2 separate regions of the Homo sapiens genome follow, and region 1 is linked to region 2. Evidence: read pairs that join two places in POLR2A ChIA-PET (ENCODE). Cell type or tissue: OCI-LY7. All regions are shown on one strand. Each heading gives the region's core, and the rest is flanking DNA. Links, peaks and the distances in the headings are about the cores only. Region 1 has its middle 20 kb from the start of ZDHHC22. Region 2 has its middle 9.2 kb from the start of TMEM63C.

Evidence for each region. Peaks named below come from ENCODE experiments on the same cell type or tissue, not always from the same donor. Only the 100,000 strongest peaks of a DNase experiment are listed, where the experiment ranks them.
Region 1: POLR2A ChIA-PET joins it to region 2 with 12 read pairs; 5 of 35 experiments call an interaction of 5 or more read pairs at or near these places.

Annotation. Positions count from the first base shown.
Region 1 is chr14:77,117,826-77,126,414 of GRCh38, forward strand. No RefSeq gene overlaps it. Among named protein-coding and RNA genes, the nearest start is that of ZDHHC22, 20 kb to the right of the region's middle. RefSeq lists enhancers at 3,028-3,227, 3,238-3,297, 3,308-3,537, 3,918-4,097 and a silencer at 7,185-7,414. In OCI-LY7, for the core only: CTCF peaks have their summits at 7,217 and 7,419; DNase peaks (open chromatin) are centred at 2,236, 3,796, 4,926, 6,056 and 3 weaker places; H3K4me3 peaks cover 5,125 bases; H3K27ac peaks cover 4,864 bases.
Region 2 is chr14:77,168,257-77,176,845 of GRCh38, forward strand. It overlaps the pseudogene FAM204DP. Among named protein-coding and RNA genes, the nearest start is that of TMEM63C, 9.2 kb to the right of the region's middle. In OCI-LY7, for the core only: no CTCF peak of the experiment used is centred there; no DNase peak of the experiment used is centred there.

The DNA of each region.
Region 1 (8,589 bases), core at 361-8,360, 50 kb before region 2:
AGACACTGGGGAAATGAAAAGCTGACCTCACTAAAAGCCTGGAGGGTTGTCATAGTCGAATTCTTCTAGTATTATTTCTGTCCTATACAATTGTCTAAGTGGCTTTTTAAAATGTAGCTGTAAGGCCACTAGTAAGAAACAAAAAATAGGTAAATATGGCTAGAGAAGGTCCCTTCTGAAATAAAGAGAACCATCCTTCCTTAAGAAGTGGAATCCAGAGAAGGGAGGGAGCACAAAAATTTGAGCCTCAGAGGCTCAAGAGAACCCAGTTATTTGCGTTTGCAGCTCCTCACCCCTGGGCGTGATTCCTGTATGTGGAAACGCTTGCCCCTTAGGACGGCCTGTTTGCAAACATGTTTCATCCACATTTTTTTATGGCATCCCTGCAGATTGTAGCCTGGTGTGATGGGGTCTAAAGACCTACATTCACATGTCATATCTACTACTCATTGACTCAGTGACTTTGGATAAGTCACTTAACCTCTCTCTAGATGTCACTCTTCTCAGCTGAATGATGAAGAATTTGAATTAGTTACCTTGAAGTTTAATCGCAGTGCTAACCTTTGTAAGATCTATAGTTGTGTTACAGGTGAGCCATAGAATTAATAGATTAATTTTTTTTTTTAACGGAGTCTTGCTCTTGTCGTCCAGGCTGGAGTGCAATGGCATGATTTCGGCTCACTGCAACCTCTGCCTCCTGGGTTCAAGCGATTCTCTTGCATCAGCCTCCCAAGTAGCTGGGATTATAGGCGTGTGCCACCACGCCCAGCTAGTTTTTGTATTTTTAGTAGAGATGGGGTTTCACCATGTTGGCCAGGCTGGTCTCGAATTCCTGAGAATTTTGGCAGGGTGATCCACCCGCCTCGGCCTCCCAAAGTGCTGGGATTACAGGCGTGAGCCACCGCACCCAGGTGCTTAAATTTTTTAAAACATGGGGTGCTTAGAAAAGAGGTTCTGAGGGCCTCCAGTAAGATGGTTTTATAGTACGGTGTTCTGTCAGATTTTTAACTTCTTTGTATGGAACTCTGGGAGAAGCTCTTTGCCAGTCTGCATTGGTGTTGCCTTTCATATGATTATCTTGTTGCAGCTAATGTGGATTTACTACCTCCCATGTAAAAACCTGGTCTCAAAGAATTCTTACTGGCCCAAAAGGAGAATGATTTGGGGTTAAATCAGATCATCTCCTTTTCTGGTCAGCCATCTGCAAACAGCCCTTTCATTTCATTTGAGATGAAGAAGGTAACTTTTGTATTTGGGAGAGTGTTAGTTAGCTTATTTCCTTTCAGACTTCTCTCTGCACAACCAGGGATGATGTTTCTTCGTTTTTTTTTTTTTTTTTTTTTTGAATCGGAGTCTCGCTCTGTTGCCCAGGCTGAAGTGCAGTGGCGCTGTCTCGGCTCACTGCAAGCTCTACCTCCCGGGTTCACACCATTCTCCTGCCTCAGCCTCCTCAGCCAGGATTACAGGTGCCCACCACCATGCCCGCTAATTTTTTTTTTTTTTGTATTTTTAGTAGAGACGGGGTTTCACCGTGTTAACCAGGATGGTCTTGATCTCCTGACCCCGTGATCCGCCCACCTCAGCCTCCCAAAGTGTTGGGATTACAGGCATGAGCCACCGTGCCTGGCCTCTTCATGTGTTTTAAGGAACAATTTGGGGCTGCGTGCAGTGGCTCATGCCTGTAATCCCAGCACTTCAGGAGGCCGAGGTGGATGGATTGCTTGAGCCTAGGACTTTGAGATCAGCCTGGGCAACATGGCGAAACCCTGTCTCTCTAAAAAATACAAAAATTAGCTGGGTGTGGTGGCACACACCTGTAGTCCCAGCTACTCTGGAGGCTGAGGTGGGAGGATCACTTGAGCCCAGGAGGCGGAGGTTGCAGTGAATCAAAATCATGCCACTGCATTCCAGTCTGGGTGACAAAAACCCTGTCTCACAAAAAAGCCAAACGAAAAACAGAACCACTTGGGTTGATTTAACATTATTTTCACTGTCACTAGTCAGAGATGACATAGATGCAGTGATACTTTGTGAGGTCTTTATTCTGGTCCAAGCCTTTTGGGTCAACCTTTCATCTACACCAGAAGAGAGATTAGAGATGAGAAGTCTGCCTGGGTGACACAGCACAATCAGAATCCCTGAGAGAAAGAGGCAGAAGAAAACAACGACTGTGCCCTAGCTCCTGCAGCCTTTACCTCTGCTACGTCAGTTTCCTTTATCAAAAGAGGAGGGGCATAATCCTCGCTATGCACTTGACATCCTGAGATGAAGGTGCAACGCAAAAAAGTGATGTCTCAAAAGTGTTTTAAAACTGCTCTACGGAGCAAGGCAGCCTCGCCGCTCACAGACCCAGTGATGGAATTCAAGTGATGGCATTCAGCCCCTTCAGGGTTGTGACTGCTTGGGATAATTAAGACTGTCTTCTACCAAAATCTCATTTACAGTGAATGAGAGGAGAGAAAATATCAACCCAGGATGGTTACTCTTTGACTGGCTTCCTGGAAGGAGCTGTTCTGTGGGTCCATGTGTGACCATTTTGGTTTTTTCCTCTCAGAATCCTTCCTTTATTTTCTTTCTTTTTACTTTTTTTTTTTTTTTTTTTTGAGACGGAGTTTCACTCATGTTGCCCAGGCTGGAGTGCAATGGTGCAATCTCGGCTCATGGCAACCTCCACCTCCCGGGTTCAAGCGATTCTCCTGCCTCAGCCTCCTGGGTAGCTGTGATTACAGGCATGTGCCACCACGCCCGGCTAATTTTGTATTTTTAGTAGAGATGGGGTTTCTCCATGTTGGTCAGGCTGGTCTCGAACTCCCAACCTCAGGTGATCCGCCCACCTCAGCCTCCCAAAGTGCTGGGATTACAGACATGAGCCACCGTGCCTGGCCCCCCTTTATTCTTAAAACACATGGCTTTCCTATCTCTTTCTAAAGGATGGTTATGCAAGACAGAATTGCTTGAAAGAACAGTCTGTATGGTTCCTGCCTTAAATTACAGCAGCTGGAGGAGATGAGTTGAGCAAAAAAGCAAGAAGGGCCCATAGAATATGAAGATAACCCAGGGAGTGGGAGGAAGCTGTTAGAATATGAAGGAGAATGAAAACCGAAAGTGGGATCCTGCGGCCAGCCCTTGTGAGGGCCCTGGCAGGTGGAGTGATTATTATCCTTCCAGCAAGGCAGTCAGAGTGGCTGGAGAGCATGAGAGTAAAAATAGCTGCCGTTACATTTCCTACAGACTCACTAGATCCCAAAAATTGCAGTGGCCTTGGAAGCATGTTTGTTCATCCTGGTGTCTTTATAACAGAAGAGAGCAAAGGCCTCCATTCTCTGGGGACAGCCCACAAAGCCCCTGCCTGCTGGGTGGACAGATGGGAGCGCTTGGCATGGGGCCTGCCCTTCATTTGAGGGTGAGAGTGAAAAACCAGAAGCCCTGAAAAATCAAGACCTGCCACCACTTGTAGATGGTAAACCACAATAATCATGTCTCTACAGAGAGCTGGGTTGAAATTATCATCTCCACTCAACCCTTGCACAAGTGAGTACATTGCCCAGTCAGGGGAAGAGAAGAAGCCTAAAGAAGTTACACACAAATGGAGCACCACAACCTCAACGAGTCCTGCATTGTCTTCAAAAATGGCAGGAAAACTTGGCCCCAGAAGCCTGGTGGTCCTGCTGGTTAACATTTCATTCTGCTTCCCCTCTGAGCTCCAGCAAGGTTTCTGGGCCTCTCCTCTCATCACTGGGCTGCTCAGGAAATGCAAATGAGTTTCACTTCAGCAAAACACAGAGAAAGGGCAGTGAACCGTCACAACAAACAGCCCCGGATACCCACAGCCCGACAAAACAGTGACAGGCATGGTTTAGACTGTGTGTTTTCAATAATGGTCCCCTGGGCTCTCACAGGCCGAGAGAGTGAACTTCAAGGTGAAAGCCTTTTATTTTTTTGAAAGGATATCCAAGTTGATGCTTGTCTTGGCAAGGTGTATTTAGAAGTATCATGCTTTCCAGCCTGTGCTGATTTTATTCTTGAAGCATTTTATAAACATCAATTGTGCCGTGAAGCTCCTAGCTAGTAAATTACTAACATTGCTGATTGTACTAGTCAGGTTGGGCTGCAGTGACAATGTCACTTCTGCTCAGCCCGTGGCCAAGACTGGCTCCTGGCCCCACCAGTTGCATGGGGATCAGGACATGTGGGACAGTATGCACTGAATGATTTAAAAAAAAAAAAGTCAACATGGCAGAAATATTTAATTCAAGGGAAAAAAAGGTTCTTGGACCCACAGGATCAGAGGTGAGCAGGCACCAGTCAACACAAGGCCACAGGTCAGCCCTGGGGTAGGTCCCACTTTGGGGACCTTTAAAAATCCTCAAAAACATGGTCCTTGTCACTCAGATTTTCACACCTTTCCTCCCAAAATTGTATTCCAAAACCCGAACATTTCTCCTTCTTCTGAAAGTATTAATGATTCCTGCAGCTTACCTGACCAAAGCATTGTCATTATTATTTCAAGGAAACACATTTTCAACACGTTTATGTCCCAGCTGCTGACTGAGCTGTGGATATAAAATGGTGGCTAAAACAGACCTGGTCCCTCCTTCTAGTCTTGTGGGAGGTAGCAATGACAATCAGTTAGTCAATTGCCCCTTTGACAGTTTTGGTCTCTGTAGGTCTTAAACATCCAAAGCTGGGTGCGTAAGCCTAGACAAGGTGATATGTCCTACTCATTTCAAAGATAATGCTTTAATAACCTTTGGGGTTAGCACCCTTTGATTAGGGCAAGAGTCCTTAATATGAAACTATAAGTCCACCCCAACACACCCAAGCACACTAGGAGGGAGTTAGCAGCAGCAGATTATCCCGTTGAGCGACCCACCTTCAGACTTCTGAGCTCACCCACAACAACAGCACCTGCATCTGCTTTCCCCAGCTGCCGCCAGCATAAGCATACACATGACCCCTTGCTTGACTTACCCTAGTCCTGGCTCTGGCTGCAACAAACAGTTGTTGAGGCCCAGGTCTATAGAAAGATACATGTGGTCCCTGGCCTTGGAGCCTAGGCATCTGAGCCAGGAGTCATGACCCACAGGAAAAGTAGTGACGCAAGGTTGTGCCTGGTGCCCAAGGAAAATCACAGACCAGAGCTGCAGGAGCTCCCTGAGACCTTGAGAGGAACTCACGATGATTGAGATCTAAGTAGTGATTGAGATCTCAGCCTTGGCATAGGGTAGAGCTTCCATAAGCTGTCCGTGCCTGGTCAGCCATTTGCAAACAGCCCTTTCATTTGAGATGAAGAACACAACTTTTAGGGATTATTTCAGTTACATAGAGACAACATAGGAGAGCAGTAATGTGAGCAGAGGGGTTTTAAGGGAGTTCACCTGATACAGGTATAGAGAGGAAGGGGAATAGCGTTTTAGCCAAAGGAAAGAGCAGGAGTACAGACATCTTGGTGAGATGGAAATATCATGGCTTTAGATCTTGATCTGGTCTCTGTGTGATCCTAGCAAGTTATATAACCTCTCTGCACCTTGTTTCCTCATTTGTTAAGTTACCGTCAACTCTGAAATATTGTTGTGCCTTAATGTACAGTATATAGTACAGTGGCCTCACATGGTGGGTGCTCAGTAAACAATAATAAGATTGCTACTGCAAGTGAATTGTGCCATTCCAAGAACAAGGACTGGGCTCTCTGAGCTGGCTTCAGTCCAAGGCCAGCCTTCCACTTTGTACATACAGGCAGTGGCCAGCAAAACAACCCAGCTCCCTGCCTACCTCTGGCACCCTGCTGCACCCAGAACAGAGCCCCTCCTTTGCACACACCCTGCAGAATACCTGCCAAGCATGCGCTCCAGCTCTCCCCAGCCTGTCCCAGTCCTCACCCTCCTTTAGAGTTATACAGCTGGTGGGTGGGGAGCTATGGAGGAATCAGCCCTACCCTAGCCAGATCCAGCCTCCTAGCTGGCCCAGCCTCCTAGCTGGTGACTCAGCCTCCAGGCTCCTGCACAATCTGTCCTCCACACCTGCATCAGGTGAACTTCCTCAAACCTCTGCTCACTTACTGCCTTCCTCGGACACCTCCCCTATAGCGGTTCTAGCCTTGACTGTGTAGCAGAAACCTCTAGGGAGCTTTGAACATGCACAGGTCACATCCCAGACCTGTCAGACTCTGGGGAAAAGACCTGCCTTCCCCCACCCCCATGGATATTCTCTAAAGCTCCTCAGGGGATTGCAGATAGGCAGACAAAGCTGGGAATAATTGCAGTGGGTCCCTTGTGGGGGATTGGACTTGGGGCTGGGGTGAGGAGGCGTGGGGACCAGTTCCACACAGCGAAGTAACTGTCATCTGCAGTATCGCCAACACCTGGGAGCCTATGAGAAATGCAGAGTCACAGGCCCTGCTGATTCAGAATCTACATTTTACCAAAGTCCCCAGTGTTTCCCCGCACTGTCGAGTTTCATTAACACTGGCACCAGCTTTTACTAATTGCTCACGGTGCTCCAAGTGCACAGCCAGGTGTTTTACACACACCATCTCATTTAATCCTCACACCCCTCAGCTATGAGCACCCCCTTTGACAAACAAGGAAAAATCTGCCGTTCCTTCAACAAATCCTTCCTGAGCACCCACGTGCGAGGCTCTGTGCTAGAGACTGAGAATGAAAAACGGGCGCTCCCCTGCTGGGGAAGAGCTCAGAAGCCAATGGGATGTGGATTTCAATGTCTTCCCAGCTGTGTGTTCCTGGGCGACTTTCTCAGCCTCTCTGAGCTCGTTTCCTTTTCCTCTTCCGCCGAACAGGGCTAAAAATCACACCGCACAGGGCTTGGTGCCTTCCCTAAGCTAAGTACTCACTCACCAGGCCTGGTTCTAGCGGGAGCTCAGGAATGGTCGCTATTGTGACAAATAGAAAACCCGCCAGGAGACAGAGAGGAGGTGGGTCCCTGGACCGCGGTGGCACATGAGGGCTAAGAACCTCCCAGGAGGGGCTGGGCTCGGAGCGCGCTCTCGGAGACGCGGTGATGCGCGGGGCCCGGGCCGTGGACAAGACTGCAGTGTCCTGCACTACCTGCCGCCCACTCATCAGGCCGATTCTCCTCACCTTACGCTTAGATGAGTTTCGAGTAAGACCACTGCTGGCATCAAGAGTCTGGGCCCATGATCTCGCCCTTTCGGGCTAGGCGAGGCAGACCCAGGTTGGCTGCGGCCCGCGGTCCCCGCGCAGCCAACACTGGCAGCCAAGCGCGGGGCGCGCGCGCCGGGAGAGTGGAGCGCGGAGGCCCGACGGCGCCCCCTCCCGGCGGGCCCGAGCCACGGCCGCGGGCTCTGGCGGGTGCCGGGGAGGCCACGCGCGACGGCGTCGCAGCCGGAGCCCAGACAGACGCCCCACGCTGCGCGGCCTTCATCCCACGGCTGGGGCGATGGAAAGGTGGTCCCGACACGCGCAGGGGTCTGAGGAATCGGCTTCGGGATTCTGTGGTCTTTGTGGTCCGCAGCCGGCACCACTGCTTCCTGTAATTTAATTTTCTCTCCCGAAAGCGTTGCTAATTAAATCCTTTCTCCGGCGAGCCGTCGCCCCCCGCCCCTGCTAGTCTGTTTATTAAGTACCCGGCACCTGCGAGGGAATTTTTGCCCTCGGCGGCCGGCGGGTCAGGTGGAGGGGCCGCGCTGCCCCTTAGCTGCGCCTCCTGGCTTCCTTCCCCAGGTCTCCTCCCTCTCTTTCCACCTGGAACAAGACAGCAATCCTTGAGGTCTTTGAGCAAACGCAAGAACCGTCCTTCTCCTGCTGCTGGTGACCTCTGCTGCTTGGGGCATCCAATTCATGTCAGTTCCCCTCCCCTGTCTTTCCAGCTGTTCAGTCGTATTCCCACTTCCCACCACCATCTCCCCGCACCGCACGCTGGCCACGTGGAAGGTTTGCGGAATGGGGCCCAGGGGCTTGTGGAAGGTCACGCAGCCCATCCAGGGCACAGTCGGAACTAAAACTGAGCCCTCTTGAAGCTTGGCTTTCAGGGGTCACAAACTCAAAGCCTTCAGGGGCCAGATAGCCAAGGGTAGAGTGTGGGGTGGCTCTGGGTTGGGCAATGGTTGGGGGAGTCTGTGGCAAAGTAAAAGGTATGTGCCCCATTGAGGGCCAGGTGTGTGCAATCCTCGCCAAGTCTAAGAGCGAGTCCAGTGTTCACGGAGGGCAGTGACCCGCCCAGGGTCACGCAGGGATTCAGAACCACTGGGTACTCCGGGTTCACAGTGTGATCTTTCCAGGATGCCACTTACTGACTGAGGACTTGGGAGCAGTCCTGCTCAGTCCTGCACCCCAGCCACCTCAGTCCTTGCCCCTCTGGCCTGCCCTGCCCAGGGTCACCACATCCCGCAGGGCCTCCTTCCCCACAGAGTACCTCACACCTTGGGCACCACTCTCCCCTCCCCTCTACCTAAAATCACCCCTTCAGACAGCTTCTGGCCACATCGCAGCTGTCAATCAGAAAAAGAAGGCAGCCTCATTTCAAGGTATTTGGTGGCAAATACCTCCCAGAATTTGAAACAAAGGGCCTGGGGAGCCAAAATACTATTTTGAAGGACACATTCATGGTAGG
Region 2 (8,589 bases), core at 348-8,347:
CGCTAGCCTGGGTGACCGAGTGAGACTCCATCTCAAAAAAAAAAAAAAAAAAAAAAACAGGATCTTAATTGGATAGAACTGACATCTTTATAAGAAGAGGAAGAGAACCACCTGTGGTGGCTCGTTCTTGTAATCCCAGCACTTTGAGTGTCGTTGTTGAGTGGAGTGCTCCATAAATATCTGCTAGGTCTAGTTTGTTTATAGTACTCTTCAAGTCTTCTATATCTTTGATGATCTTTTTTATTTTTTCTTTTTCTTTTTGAGATGGAGCTTTTACTCTTGTTGCCCAGGCTGATGTGCAATGGCACAATCTCATCTCACTACAACCTCCACTTCCCAGGTTCAAGTGATTCTCCTGCCTCAGCCTCCCAAGTAGCTGGGATTGCAGGCACCCGCCACACTCCTGGCTAATTTTTGTGTTTTTAGTAGAGACAGGGTTTCACCATGTTAGCTAGGCTGGTCTTGAACTCCTGACCTCAGGTGATCTGCCTGCCTCGGCCTCCCAAAGTGCTGAGATTACAGGTGTGAGCCACCACGCCTTGCCTCCTTGATGATCTTCTGTATAGTTGTTCTATTATTTAAAGTGGAATATTAAAATCTGCAACTGTTATTGTTTGTCTATTTCTGTCTTTAATTATCTCAGGTTTTGCTTCATGTATTTTGGGGTTCTGTTGCTGGGTGCATATATCTTTATAATTGTTATGTTTTCTTGATGAAATATCCCTGTTATCATTATATAATGTCATTCATTGTCTCTTGTAACAATTTTTGTCTTAAAGTCTATTGCTTCCAATATTAGTATAGCCACCCCCACTGCCTTTGGTTACTGTTTTCATGGTATACTTTTTTCCACCCTGTCATTTTCAGCCTATTTGTATCTTTGAATGTAAAGTGAGTCACCTGTAGATAGCACATAGTTACATCATTTTTAAACACTCATCTGCTATTATCTGCCTTTTGATTGGAAAGTTTAATTCATTTACATTTAAAGTAATTGAGGAAGGACTTACTTCTGCTGTTTTGCTATTTGTTTTCAGTGTTTCATACCATTTTTGTTCCTTATTTCCTTCATTACTGCCTTCTTCTGTGTTAAAGATATTTTTTTTTATTTTATTTCAGTTTATTTGAGACAAGGTCTTTCTCTGTCACCCAGGCTAGAGTGCAGTGGCACAATCTTGGCTCACTGACACCTCCACCTCCCAGGCTCAAGTGATCCTCCTGCTTCAACCTCCCAAGTAGTTGAGACTACAGGCGCACACCACTGTGCCAGCTTAATTTTTGTATTTTTGTAGAGATGGGATTTTGCCATATTGCCTATGCAGGTCTTGAATTCCTGGGCTCAAATGATTCACCCACCTCAGCCTCCCAAAGTATTGGGATTACAGGCGCGAGCCACCATGACTGGCTGATATTTTTTAATATACTATTTAATTTCCTCATCTTTTCTTTTACTATATATTTTTAGTTATTTTCATAGTGGTTGCCCTGAGGATTAAAATTAATGTTTAATTTATAACAATCTAGTTTAGATTAATACTGTTTCAGTATAAGAACTTTGCTACTATATAGTTCTACCCCCATCTTTATGTTGCTTTTGTCACAAATTCCATCTTTACACATTTGTGTCTATCATAGATATATATCAGTAATTTTTATTTATATAGTTGCCTTTTAAATAATATGGGAAAAAAGAACAGATACAGACTAAAAATACATTAATATTGACTTTTATATTTACCTTTACCAGTGTTCTCTATTTCTTCATGTGAAATCAAATTGCTGCCTACTGTCCTTTCATTTCAGCATGAGAGACTCCCTTTAGCATTTCTCGTAGGGCATTAGTGACAAACTCTTTTTTTATTTGGAAATTTCTTAATTTCTATTTCATTCCAGAGGGATAGTTTTGCTTGATATAGCATTCTTGGCTGACAGCTGTTTTTCTTTCAGTCCTTTTAATGTTCTATCCCATTGCTTCCTTACCTCCATGGTTTCTAATGATAAATAAGCTGTTAATCTTATTAAGCATTACTTCTACGTGATAAGCTGCTTCTCTTTTGCTGCTTTCAAGATTCTATCTTTGTCTTTATCTTTGAACAGTTTAATTATAACGTGTCTCAGTGTGGACCTCTTTGAGTTTATCCTACTTGGAGTTTCTTAGATGTATAGACTAATGTTTTCCATCAAATTTGGAAAGTTTTTGCCCATTATTTCTCTCAAGTATTCTTCCTATTAGACCCCACTACCTCCTCTGGCACTCCCATTATGCATATGTTGTGGTATACTTGGTGATGTCTTTTAAAGTCTGCTCATTATTCTATGTCTTTCTTTTTTATGCTCCTCTGACTGAGTAATCTCAATGACTTATCTTCAAGTTCACTGATTCTTCTGCCTGCTCAAATCTGCTGTTGAGTCTCTCTAATAAATTTTTCCTTTCAGTTATTCTTTTAAGCACTAGAATTTATATTTGGCTCTTTTTTATAAGTTTGGTCTTTTTATTGATATTCTCTATATGTGAGACATCATTCTCATGGTTTTCTTTAGTTCTTTGTACATGGTTTCCTTTAGTTTTTTGAGCATATTTTAAATGGTTGAATTAAAGTCTCTTAAAAGTAAGCCCAATGTCTGGGCTTCTTCAGGAATAATTTCTATCAATTGTCATTTTTCTTGTGTAGGGGCCATACTTCCTTGTGTTTTTTCCATGCCTTGTAATTTTTTGTAGAAAACCGGACATTTCAAATATTATAATTTGGCAACTCTGGAAATCAGATTTCCCTAGGGTTTGTTGTTCCTGCCTGTTGTAGTTGTTGCTGTTTGTTTGTTTAGTGCCTTTTCTGAACTAATTTTGAGAACTCTTTGTGTGTGTGTGTGTGTGTGTGTGTGTGTGTGTGTGTGTGTATGGCCACAGAAGTCTCTTCCATTAGCTTCACAATCAGCTAGTGATTGGACAGAGATTTCCTTAAACACCTGGGACAAAAAACAGTAAAATTGCCCTGTCTTTATAGATAAGCCTGTGTATGTGTATTGGGACATGCCTTCAGAGTTCAGTTAGGCAGTTTATAACTCTGCCTTAGTCTTCAATTTCTTCTTGCTTAGAGACTGAAGGTCATGCAGAGGTGAGAGCTTAGGGCTTTCTCAGGTTTTTCTTGAGCATGTGCTTATCCTCTAGATTCCCAGGAATATGTCAGGGCTTTTCAAAATCCTTATTTTGAATAGAATCTCACAAAGTGCGAGAGGAGACATCTTCCTGGAAAGGGATTCTGGATGAACAAATAACATTTAGAGGCTTTTAATAGATTACCTGGCTCATAATCTGTGAGTGAACTGAAGGAGAATGACTGACCCCTCAGAAGCAGCTGCCACATTACAGTGATACTGACCAAAGTAGTAAAGAAGTAAGGAAGCAAGTCTGAAGAAGGGAAGAGGGAGTTTTCCTAGTACTACTTCCATACCATGTGTTTTTTATGGGGCTGGAGTATGAAAAGGAAGGTTGCAGAATGAGGTGTATCAAAACCATCTGGAACCAACTTGTCCCCATTCCAGGGAACCCTCACCCACAGCTCCAACCTGCTCAGGCAGTAACCAAGATGGAAAAAAATTTTTTTTAACATTCGGCCCCTTTCTTTATTGTAATAGTTTATCTGGAAGTACACAAAAATTAATAAATTGCTTTTACTATGCAATTCTGAAATATCAGGTCTACTGCCGTCAATAAAAAAAATTAGTAACTACTTTTATGACATTAAGGTCAAGTCATCATTTGTAGACAGAATCAATTGAGACTCTTTGGCACTTACGACTAATCCATTGTAAACAATTATCAATCTTAAAAACACAGCTCCAGTAAACGTGTAATTATACTGGGTACAGATAAGGAAGTACAAGGCCGGTATGATCGCTTATGCCTGTAATCATAGCACTTTGGGAGGCCGAGGCAGGTGGATCATATGAGGCCAGGAGTTCAAGACCAGCCTAACCCACATGGCAAAACCCTGTCTCTACTAAAAATACAAAAAGAAATTAGCCAGCCATGGTGGTGCTTGCCTGTAATCCCAGCTTCTCAGGAGGCTGAGGCATGAGAATCAGAGAATCACCTGAACCCAGGAGACAGTGGTTGCAGTGAGCCAAGACCATGCTACTGCACTCTAGCCTAGGTGACACAGTGAGTGAGAATCTGTCTCAAAAAGAAAGGAAGTACAAGAAGCTCACTGGCTATGCTAAACCAAATAAATGAAAAGCAGCAAAACTGATTTTTTTTTTTTTTTTTTTTGAGACAGAGTCTTTGTCACCCAGGCTGGAGTGCAATGGTGCGATCTCAGCTTATTGCAACCTCCACCTCCCGGGTTCAAGCCATTCTCCTGCCTCAGCTTCCCTGGTAGCTGAGACTACAGGCATGCGCCACCATGCCCAGCTGCTGGGGTTTCACCATGCCAGCCACGCTGGTCTCGAACTCCTGAGATCAAGTGATCCACCCACCTTGGCTTCCCAAAGTGCTGGGATTACAGACATGAGCCACCGCGACTGGCTGCAAAACTGATTTTATACTGTGGGTTTATACAAATAAATAAACAAAATCCTTTCCTTTTTTTCTATATTTTTTCTTACATTTCTTATAAAAATAACAGAATGCTTCATTTTATTCACTTCAATGGGACAAAGTCCTTAGAGAAAGATTGAAAAGAGCTGATAATCAAACTCCCAAATTTTATGCTTATTTCTTTTCTAGTGCTCTCAATTTTCTGACATTTAACACAGGCAGGAAAACGTTCTCGGTAAATTGAGCATTTGAGTCTATAAATGTCTTCAAGCACTCTGGCAAGTTACATATATCCCATTGCTTTTGGTTGCCCATCTCTTCTTTGCTTCAAACCCCCATGCGAGTTTCTTCTTTTTTCAGGCAGCCCTGTGAATTTTTAGTCTCCATTTTTGGCTTTTACAAACTTGTGGCAGACAACTGCTTTGGCAATTTTTACACCAAGCTCTCGAGTAGCTAGCTAGTTGCTGAGTTCTTCAGCCCTCTCAATATTCCACTCCTCCACAGCCTGCTCTATCCTCTTTTCGAGGCCTTCTCAGTGGTTTTCCTTTTAACAGGGGGGTCAAACCTATCATTGACTCCAACATACTGAGTAAGCTCCTTCCACTGGGCTGCATTTGAGGACTGTTCAATTCCACATATCTAAGGGAATTCCAGAAGGACTCTCTTCTTAGGCATTTACATTTGACTCTGCTTCACTTTTTGCTTCATCTTTTGAGAAATCTATGATTTCTGCTTTTCTGTTGCTCCCATCCTCTTTATCTTCCTGTAAGTTAAGCCCAGAGCTCTCCAATGTAGCTTCATCTTCAGAGTTTGACTCAACATCACTTTCATTTAGGCCAGGAGGTACTAGCCCACTCAACATCTTTTCTTCTGTCAGGATGCAGCCGCCCGGCAGCCATCTTAAGACCCTGTCAACCAAAAAATTTTTTAAGAAATAATTTTTGTGTGAAATCATTGTTGTGTATTATTTCAGTGTATTATTTCAGGGCTTTGTATAAAATAATGTGGACATTTTACTTCTATTTCTATGCTCTGGAACAGTTTAAAATGATTGAGTTCTTGCTTGACCATCTTTTTCTTTTTCCTTTCTTTCTTTTCTTTTCTTTTTTTTTTTTTTTTTTTTTTTTTTTTTTTTTTTTTTTTGAGACAGGGTCTCAGTCGCCCAGGCTGGAGTGCAGAGGTGTGATTTTGGCTCACTGCAACCTCTGCCTCCCAGGCTCAAGCAATCCTCTCATCTCAGCTTCCAGAGTAGCTAGGGCTGCAGGTGCATGCCACCATGCCCAGCTAATTTTCGTATTTTCTAACAGATGGAATCGCACTATGTTGCCCAGGCTGATCTCAAACTCCTAGATTCAAACAATCTGCTGGCCTCAGCCTCTCAAAGTGCTGGGATTATAGGAGTGAGCCACCGCACCTGGCCTATATTTTTCAATTAATTAATTTTGGAGGAGACAAAAAACATTCAAATCATAGCACTCACTATTAAAAAACTGGAAATAAAAACAAATGCCAAACAAACCAGGAAGGATTAATTTATGGCACAGTCAAACAATAGAGTAATGAAAATGAATAAACTCCAACTGCATACCACAGTGTGGATGAATCTTAAAAACACAATGTTGAGGCCAGGCATGGTGACTCATGCCTGTAATCCCAGCATTGTGGGAGGTGAGGCAGGCAGATCACCTAAGGTCAGGAGTTTGAGACCAGCCTGGCCAACATGGTGAAGCCCCATCTCTGCTAAAAATACAAAAATTAACTGGGCGTGGTGGCGCACGCCTGTAATCCCAGCTACCCGGCAGGCTGAGGCAGGAGAATCGCTTGAACCTGGGAGGCAGAGGTTGCAGTGAGCCTAGATTGTGCCATTGCATTCCAGCCTGGGCGACAAGAGTGAAACTCCATCTCAAAAAAACAAAACAAAAAACCAATGTTGAGTTTTAACAGCCCAACATGAAAGTATATTTATACTCCAATTCTCTTAATGTACACTCAAAATACAGACCAAACCAAACCATATTGATTAGGAATGAATAATCAGGTGGTAAAAGTACAAAGCAATGCAAGGAAAGACTGAAGTCAGGATAGGGCTATCTCTGTGCAGGGAAGGGACTGAAAGAGAAAGGGGTGGATTGGGAAACGATACAGGGAAACTTCTGGTGATAATGTTCTATTTATCGACTTAAACAGTGTCGCTACACAAGACTTTGCTTTATGATTATTCATTATCGTGCTCACTTGCGTATGGTATATGCTTCTCTGTATATGTATTATATTTCACAAAGTTAATAAAGCTTATACAACAAAGAAAAGGTTCATTACTGAAAACAGACACCAACTCCCAGGGGAAGGAGTACAACGGAGCTGATTTCAAGAGCCTGGACATGAGGCCCTGAAGAGGAGATCTTCACTTTCTGGCCCAGAAGAAACCCATATTTCTGCCTCATGAGTATCATCTCGGGGAAGCAGGGGAGTTCTATAGCCTCAATAAAATATCAATGCAAGGACCCGTGCGTGTGTGTGTGTGTTTTTTTTTTTTTTTTTTTTTTGGAACAGAGTCTTGCTTTGTCGCCCAGGCTGGAGTGCAGTAGTACGGTCTTGGCTCACTGCAACCTCCGCCTTCCGGGTTCAAGCAATTCTCCTGCCTCAGCCTCCCGAGTAGCTGGGATTACAGGTGCCTGCCACTGTGCCCAGCCAATTTTTGTATTTTTAGTAGAGACGGGGTTTTGCCATCTTGGCCAGGCTGGCCTCGAACTCCTGACCTCGTGATTCACCTGCCTCGGCTTCCCAAAGTGCTGGGATTACAGGCGTGAGCCACCACACCTGGCCAACCCATTTATTCTTTAAGGATCTAATTCTGCAGGGCATCAGCCAGGCTCAAGATAGAACTGAGGTGAGGCTCTGCAGGCTTCAATCCCCAGATCTGTCTGAAAATGCTCAGTTGCGCTCAATCCTAGGTGAAGAAATGGTACCAGAATCCCAGAGTTCCAGCACAACACAGTGGTGTTTCTTTTGTGATGTCATCAACACCTGCTTCTGACCTCACCCGCCCAGAAGTTTCCAATATCATTCAGTGATAGTGGCGGTGGATAACAATGACCTCCTACCAGCTGTGAATTTCTCGTCTTCCACTAGTACTAGTAAAAGAGATTGCTGCTGGCTAAGAATACCCACCGGTGGGGTCTTGGTGAGTGGGGCCCAGTCTGAGGCCAGGGGTAAGAGAGGGCAGAGGGGCCAGGGTTGCCCCAGAAGAAGGGAAGCCTGGATTCTCTTCTGTGGCAGGGCTGAGTGATCATAGGGCCTGACTCCTCCACTGGGGAATGCCAGCTTCCAAGTAGAGACAGTGCTGTGTGTCTAGACCTAAGCCTGAAGTCTTCCTCTCTCTAGAAATCCACAACCCTGTGTCTGGTCAGGCAGAAGACACTGGAAAAATGGTTTTCCATTCCAATACATTTCCCCACTACTTTCTGCACAGGAAAACAAATTCACTTCTGTCTGGAAAGGCAGATTAGAGCATGTGATAGGAGCTGAGCTCCCAAAATGTATCCACTTTCTTAGAGAGTTTTTATTTGGCTCTTGGGATCAGGGATACCCTAGAGTATGTGGCTTGCCACTTAAAGTATAAATAGTGTCTTGGCTTTGCCTTGAAAATACTGTCCCTGTCAGTGGCATATGTTTATATTCTGGGTCTTGTAGTAAAATCTGTGGTCTGACTCCCATCATCTCCAACCCCATGGCCCCCTGCTTACCCTCTGCCTAGCAGCCTCACCCAGCACCAGGCCTTGGGGTCATAGGGACACTGGTGTGTGGCTTTCACTTCCTGCCTTTTCTCTCTCATTTTGATTTTTCCTGAACATCTCACCTGGGTACCACAGAAAACCCATGTACATTTGCGTAGGCTGTGCACAGTTGTGAGGTTTTTTTAATTGTTACTGTTGTTTTTGCAATTGCAAACAATTCTGCAATGAGCATTCTTGTGTGTGTAGGTCTTTGTGAGCTTGAGTGTTTATGATGGAAATTATTTCTAAATAGCAGAGACAAGTTCCCAGGGCCACCAT